Regions from separate parts of the Mus musculus genome. Here all the other regions are linked to region 3. The links are chromatin loops, found by intact Hi-C in ENCODE. Cell type or tissue: left cerebral cortex. All regions are shown on one strand.

Region 1 (2,500 bases), 380 kb after region 3:
TACCATGCTCTGTAGCAGGTCTCAAAAACTTATACATACTGTCTAACTGAAGCTTTTCACCTTGCACCAGCATCTTCTACCCCCAAGCCCCTTCCATTCCATCCTCTGAGCATCTCCTCTCTCCTCTCTACTTCTATGACCTTGACATATTTTAGATCTCGGGTGTAAATGGGTTCTCTCAGTGCTTACAGCTCTGATTCTGGCTCATTTCACTTTTAAATTATATAACAATATTCTCTACGGTCTTCCATGGTTATAGTTTGGGTGCTAAATGTCCACCAAAAGTCTGTGTGTTGAAGGTCTGGCTCCCCTGTAGCATAGCTGGGTTCTGTTGGGATCCAGGGGCAGAGAGGCCTAAGGGAAGCCCTTAGCTCCCTAGGGGTGTGCTCTTGGGGGAGACTGCAGGACCTCAGTCTTTCCTTTCTTTTCTGCTTTCTTGGCACAAGATGAGCAGTTTACTTCACCCTGCACTTCCAGCATTGCCACACAGTACATCCAACAAGAGCCTCAATAAAATGACTATTAGACAGGACCCTCCAAAGCCACGAAGGAGAACCACCTGTTCTCATCATAAGCTATCATCTAGATTGTGTCCATTATATAAAAAAAGCTACCACATTCACATTGCTACAAACTTGAGAATGTGATCTTCCTAAGACTACATAATGTCCCACAGTGTATCTCTAGCTCAGTTTCTGTATCTGTCCATCCATCCACGGACAGACTCTCAGGTTGATTGCGCATGACTATTTCTGATTGATGCTCCAGTGAGCTTGGGAGTGAAGCTACCTCTTTAGCATGCTGCTTTCCTCTCTTTTGCACATATATCCACCGGCAGTGGGCTGTTTTAGCTTTGAGTCATGTCCATGCCCTTTCCATTAAGTCTGCATTCATTCGCATTCCCTATGACAATGTGCAGGTTTTTTTTTTCCTCTGCATCCTTAACACTTGTTATCCTTTGTCTTTTTAATAATGTCTCATTATGGCTGCAGCTTGCACCTCCTGGGTGAAGAACATTTCCTTCTATAACCATTGGCCATTTGTGTACCTTCTTTTCTGAAATAGCTATGTAGTGCCTTTACCTGGTTTTTTTTTTTAATTGTTAATTTTATATATTGCTACAACAAGGGCATATCGAGGTTATAAGGTTTGGCACATTTACCAAAGCAAGAATATCCTGGGTTCTGCGTCCTGATGAGCTGCTATGTGCCTCGTAATAAGTGGAGAAGTGATTCATTTGCAAAGTAGCAGGGGGTGAGTCACACCAACTACCTCTCATTTCCCAGACAAATGAAGATAAGTACATGGAGAATTCTATCGACAGCAGAGTGCTTTAAAAGGCATTATCCATGCAACTTCTACGCCCTGACGGTCCTACGTCCTGGACAAGCAGGCTGCCTGAGCAAAAGGAGACCTCAGACAACTGTCACCCCAGAAAGCAACGGAGACTGAAAGAATTTTAGGGTCTCACTGTGCTCTGTATCAAGGCCTTTCTTCCCTTTTACAGATGCTCATTGTGATGGTTTGTATATCCTTGGACCAGGGAGTGGCACCATTTGAAGGTGTGGCCTTGTTGAAATAGGTGTGACCTGGTTGGAATGGGTGTGTCACTGTGGGTGTGGGTATAAGATCCTCACCCTAGTTGCCTGGAAGTCTGTCTTCCACTAGCAGCCTTTGGATGAAGACATAGAACTCTCAGCTCCTCCTGCACCATGCCTGCCTGGATACTGCCATGCTCCCACCTTGATGATAATGGACTGAACCTCTGAACCTGTCAGCCAGCCCCAATTAAATGTTGTTTTTTATAAGATTTGCCTTGGTCATGGTGTCTGTTCACAGCAGTAAAACCCTAAGACACTCATAGTATGCTGACTGACTAATATTTTATTTCAGTTAATATCCATAATTTTCCAAAGGATGCTATTTGTGTGTGCATGTCTATGAGTAACAGTAGAATAGCCCTAAACTGCTACTCCAAAGGCCTGGAATAATTTTCTTTTGTAGTTGAAAACAAGATGAGTTCAGTGTGTGTGTGCGTGTGTGTGTGTGTGTGTGTGTGAGTGAGTGTGTGTGTGTGTGAGTGAGTGTGTGTGTGTGTGTGTGTGTGTGTGTGTGTGTGTGTGTGTGTATCTGCAAGCATGTAGAGATCAAAGAGCAATCCAAGTTATTGTTCTTCAGGAACTAGTTTTTATGGCAGGGGTTTCTCACTGGCATAGAACTCACTGAGACCAACTGGCCAGTAAGCTGACCACTGTTTCTCAACTCATTCAGTCTTTATAACCACACATCTCTACTTCTGACTTTTTAAAACATGGGTTATGGGTACTTAACTGGTGACTCTGAGACTTGACCTCAGTTCCTCATGCTTCCATACTGAGGAACTCTCAGCCAGGGGTTGCTATTTCTTAAGCTGTGAAGGTACCAGTCATCCAATGAGAAGTCGGTATAGATAAAACACTTGAGAGCTTCCAAGGTAAACAAGCTGTGCTTCCCTTACTGG
Region 2 (2,500 bases), 400 kb after region 3:
GGTAGAAGTTCAAATTAAACACAGTGCCTAAAAATTATTTTTAAAATGTATCAGTATACCAAAACAATGAATGTAGGATTTTAATATAATCTACTCTCATGCCAACTTATATTACTATTCAAATTGTCATAGTTTCTTTGCTCAAAGGTATATAATGGTCAAGTCTGATCGTTCAGGTCCATAATTCCAGCTGCTCAGCAGACTTCAGAGAATCAGGCCTGCTTTAGCAGCTTGGTGAGGCTCTGTTGCAGAAACAAAAGTGAACAGAAGCCTGGACGTATGTAGAGCTCAGCGGTAAAGCTCTTCCCAAGCCCGTGGATCCAGGCCCTGGGTCCGGATCCGTGGTATTGCCCTCCCCCCTCCAAAAAAAGATAAATAATGATCCTTTCAACACCATATAAGGAAAGAATCAAAGTTAATGCTGGTTAACTTCCAAACACGTTCCCCATTTACTCGATGACCATTTTAATGCTCACCGTAACCGTCTTGGTGTGTCAATTTAACAGCTTTAACAGCCACCATTAATTCAGAACAGCTTAGTCTTTCAATAATAAAATGCTTCAGTCAACTGATAAGACTTTAAACATATGGCTGATATGCGCATTTTCACTGAAATTTGGGATGCTTCCTATGTCCCAGTGTAAATAATCAGATGCTGACCGTAAGTCCAGGTGAGACCCTTCCTTTATACTACCTGGGTTGGCATGTCATTAACGGCAATAAAAACCATGTGATAAGCAAGGCGTTGGGACTCACGCCACAGGTGACACAGGAGCCAGCATTCTGCTATGTCACTTCCTAGTACCATATATATATCCCAGGTTCTCCAGGCACCCAAGTAGCATTTACTAAACACCTCCCCCCCCCCAGAATGCTTCAAGCGTGACTTATAATTCTCACAATTTCTCCAAGTAGATCCTATGACCCTAGCATCGACGATGAGAACCACCACACCATCCTGATTACATTAACTGGGGATTACTGAGCACAAACTGGCATTAGAACTCCGCTTCTGCCTTCTAGTGTGGACTGAAGATCCTCCACAAGTCCTCCAGGCTTTTACCACCATACTGAGACTGCTAAGGCTTCTGGCCTTGTGGACTGGACAGCTTTTGGGTTCTTTGCATCTCTAGGGTGAAGGCAGCAATCAGTGATTTGTCTAGACCTTGATCATGTCAGCCAATCTATTGAATCTCGCTTTATCATTCTATCACTCTGTTCTACTATAGAACACTGATCTAATACAGATCCTAATATGTCTGAGCATCTCCACCTGTGCGCAAAGGGGATTCCCCGCTGATTTTTGGCATATAGTAGATACACCTGGAGAGTACCCTGGAGAGAGAGAGAGAGAGAGAGAGAGAGAGAGAGAGAGAGAGAGAGAGAACGCTGCACTTGTGTTATCATTATTCCTGCTCTTTACAGCAAATCTAAACTCCTGACAGTTGAAAAGGATAGGAGGCTGGGGGGAGGAGTGGTTGCCAGAAAGAGGAAGCCTCATCACCATGGAAACAGCTTGCTGGATTTCCACATTGGTCTTTGAGCACCAGGTGGTTCACAAATGGCCCAGAAGCAACTCAACTTCCATCAGGAAGAGAAAGCAGCATATGTTTTATCCACTGGCCCAGCACTCCTGAAAGATCCAGAGCTCTGGATGGTACTTAAAAATTGGGGGGGGGGGGAGGCTAATTTTTCCTTTAAATGATTAACCACAGCGTGTAGCAATGATGAAAGTCTTGGATGGCCCCTCCCCCTTCCAGAGCATAGCTTATTGCTAGACAAGCATGGTTCATCAGGGTTGTTATTTCTCCACAGTTTACCGCTTGCTTCAGCAAATGGGACAAAGACACTTCGCTGGAACTAAAGCACTCCAAGATTTCATGAAATAACTTATAAGGTTTATTATTTTTTTAATCTGGAATTTCTTGCTACTTTGACTATTATCATTATTATTATTACTGGTGTGTGACAAGTTTGCGGGAGTTGGTTCTTTCATTCCACCTTTACATTGGTTCTGGGGAGCAAAGTTAGCAAGCACCTGCAGCTACTGAGACATCTTGCTGGCCCTTTGCTGAAGTTGTAATAGTGATTGTTCCAGTTAAGATCTTTTAAATGGAAAATGTCTCCTTCTAAAATTAACTGCCCTTATTCTACTGTATGGCCAATTTCAGATGGAGTTCTTTGGGGTACAGCATGTACCCCTTTTGGTGAAAACATTTCAGTTAAAATTTAAATCAGGTATCAGGTGCCCCAACTACCTCTCAGTTTCTTCTCCTGTTGCTGTGATAAATAGCGTGACAAAAGCAACTTATGAGGGAATGAGTTTATTTTAGAGCACAGTTCAGAGTTTAGTCCATTATGGCAGTGGGAGTCAGGGCAGCAGGAGTTTGAAGTGGCTGTTTACACCCACACTGGAAAGAGCAATCAGCCTGTGCTTCACCCCGTTTTCTCCATTTGCACAGTCTAGAATCCAAGGCAAATGAAAGGTCCTGCCCACAGT
Region 3 (2,500 bases):
CTATAGAATGGCAGATAACCCTCAATTTACAAGGCTATTTACTACTGAATTTTTCTGACTAGTAGTAATTATTTTAAAAATAAAATATGTTGATGATGTTATCTAGTTCACCTTCTTCCTTCTTCTTTGACTGAATAACTGGAATATAAGTTCAGATTGGTAATTGTGATCAGTGGTGATAAGAATGAGTCTAGATCTTTTCCCGAAGTCTTTCCTCATCAGCCTCTCTTTGAAGACTGCCTGGACATGTGATGCCTGTGATGTCTGGATTGCCATTTTAAATGTTTCCCTGTACATTGTAGACACTGTGCTACATTAAAAGAGCAGGATGGGAGGAACCTATTACCCACCCCTTTACAAGTCAGGAAGGCTTGCTAGGAAGTGTGTTCTCTTGGGAGCTTTGAGGAGAAAGGAAGAGTCAGGGCATTCTTGTACAACGAGTAGAACCTTACTAGGCTCACACGATTAATAAGGTTCCTTGACAAATGTGCTAGAAAACCTCAGAGAACTGATCAAATGGCTTTGGGCCAAGAGAACTAGCCACATGAAGGTGGAAGGAAAAGAAAACCACAGATGGCTTACAAGGTGACTCATTTCTCCTACCCCATCCCATCTACTTTCTTTCTTTTTTTCTTTTTTTTTTTTTTTTAAGCATTTGGTCCTGAAATTTCAGAAAAAGTATTTAACCTCCATACTGAAGCAAGATTTTTTTTTTAAAACCACTATTGCCCGTTTTTACAGTCTTTCTCCATTGCCAGTGTCATCTTAATGACCTGTCTGGCCTCTACGGGTTGCCTTATTTTCTTGAGTCTAGATTTTTTCCCCACAGAATCCAGTAGCTGACACATTGAAATAGATACACACCAGAGCAGAATATTTGCCTCTTGCCTATGAGTTAAAAAAAAAATCCAAGAAACTCATGGATTTACAAAACCATAGCTCAGCTACGGTTGCTGTACACTGCACACTCCAACGCAGTAATTTGAATACGAAACTTTATTTACTGACTTGATCTTCAGCCAGAGTGGGCGCTTTGGTCCCTTGCAGAATTGCACGTGACTATTATTTCAATTATTTCATTCTATGGACAGGACATGTTTTTTTTTTTCTCACTGATAATTTTTGGTAACTTGAAGCCTTCATTGGATTTGATATCTGGAGCTTAGCCTCAGACTCATCATCTTAGGATACAATTAGCCCCTGCCCCTCACAACCCCATGCCCAGAACCCTTCCCAACCAGTCTGCTCTACTGGAACTAACTTCCCAGCAGCTTAAACCCTCTGAGGGCTAGGAGTGCAGTATCTCTTGGGGGTCCAGGTCTGACTTTGTTAGCACAGCACTCGTGCAGCCGCCAGGGGGACCCCGACCCTCCCAGGCTGCATCTGATAAGAAAGCATCCGAGGGGCGTGGAACCGAGGGGCCTATGGATCCTTCTTCCAGAAAATACAGAGTCCGCCGGGGATCCCCAGTTCTTATTGAGACAGGAGGGGCAGGTATCTCCCGTTCTGGAACTCGCGTCCGACGGTGATGAGAAGCGAGTGGGTGTGTCCGCTTCCGCCCGCTGGCCTTCAGATGAAGCAGATCGCCTGGAAGCGGTACTTTGTTCCCCAAATGGGTTTTGTATGGGCGCCATCCCGGCGCTAGAAGTACAACTTTGCAGCCAGGGCGCCGGGTAGCTGGGTTGGGGTCCGGGGGGAAGGGTGGGTCCTGCACGCAGCTCTTGCACAGCTTGGCGACTGGGCCGGCGGAGTTCCCACGGGTCGTGGGCGGCGGTGCGATTAGCACCGTCTGGGTCCCCGGCTGCTGGCGACGCTCCGGGAAGCCCGTCCCGCCCTCGCCCCCGATCCTCCTCTTGGCGGCTTCGGGGGCTAGAATTCATCAGGAACCAAGCCCAAAACTTTCCCTCGAGCCCCGCATTCCTTTTGTCTTTCTTGGCGGCGGCGGAGACGCCTTAGCTGCGATCTTTTGCCCTGGCCTCGGTCACCGGTACCCTAGAAGGATAGGGGCTGCGCTCGTCCGATGGCGGCGGCCGCGTCCCCCAGATGCGCGAGTCAGGGCGCCCGCACCCCGGCCTGACTCATCTTCCTTTGGTGACCGCACCGCGTCCTCAGCCGGAGCCCCACGGGGATGGGGAGTGAGACCGTGGCTGCCCGCAGCTGCCCAGATTCCTCCTGACGCCCCCGACCCCGCCGCCTCCCTCGCTGGTCCCCGGAGGCGCACGCTGTCGCGACAGCTGTGAGAGCGAAGAGCCCGGAGAGGCCACCGGAGCCCCGAGACCAGGCGCTCAGGACAGGTGAGTGGACCACCAGGGTGCTGCGGGGCGTGCAGAGGTGGGTGGGCGAGCCCTGCAGCTGTACCCCGGGTTTCTGAAACCCCTTCTCCTCCCCTCCGCTTTAGCCCGCAGAGTTAGGGGAAACAATGACTCCCAAAGTTTGGGGGAATGAACCAAGTCCTCCATCAGTTCCAGACTTCTTGGTCTCCAGAGTACAGGAGAGGTGG

Evidence for each region. Peaks named below come from ENCODE experiments on the same cell type or tissue, not always from the same donor. Only the 100,000 strongest peaks of a DNase experiment are listed, where the experiment ranks them.
Region 1: a loop joins it to region 3, with 3 times the contacts of the local background. A loop is called at or near these places in 21 of 42 quality-filtered maps.
Region 2: a loop joins it to region 3, with 5 times the contacts of the local background. A loop is called at or near these places in 24 of 42 quality-filtered maps.

The regions. Positions count from the first base shown.
Region 1 is chr10:25,694,743-25,697,242 of GRCm38, reverse strand. No RefSeq gene overlaps it. Among named protein-coding and RNA genes, the nearest start is that of Gm36543, 18 kb to the left of the region's middle. In left cerebral cortex, no CTCF peak of the experiment used is centred here; DNase peaks (open chromatin) are centred at 884 and 1,260.
Region 2 is chr10:25,677,086-25,679,585 of GRCm38, reverse strand. No RefSeq gene overlaps it. Among named protein-coding and RNA genes, the nearest start is that of Gm36543, 36 kb to the left of the region's middle. In left cerebral cortex, no CTCF peak of the experiment used is centred here; a DNase peak (open chromatin) is centred at 1,511.
Region 3 is chr10:26,077,932-26,080,431 of GRCm38, reverse strand. Tmem200a (transmembrane protein 200A) reads left to right here and starts at 1,469. Exons shown (of 3, transcript NM_001358814.1): 1 at 1,469-1,596; 2 at 2,113-2,294. Gm9767 (predicted gene 9767) reads right to left here and starts at 2,177. Exons shown (of 1, transcript NR_028030.2): 1 at 985-2,177. In left cerebral cortex, a CTCF peak has its summit at 1,353; DNase peaks (open chromatin) are centred at 1,035, 1,472, 1,730 and 2,143; H3K4me3 peaks cover 1,483 bases; H3K27ac peaks cover 1,381 bases.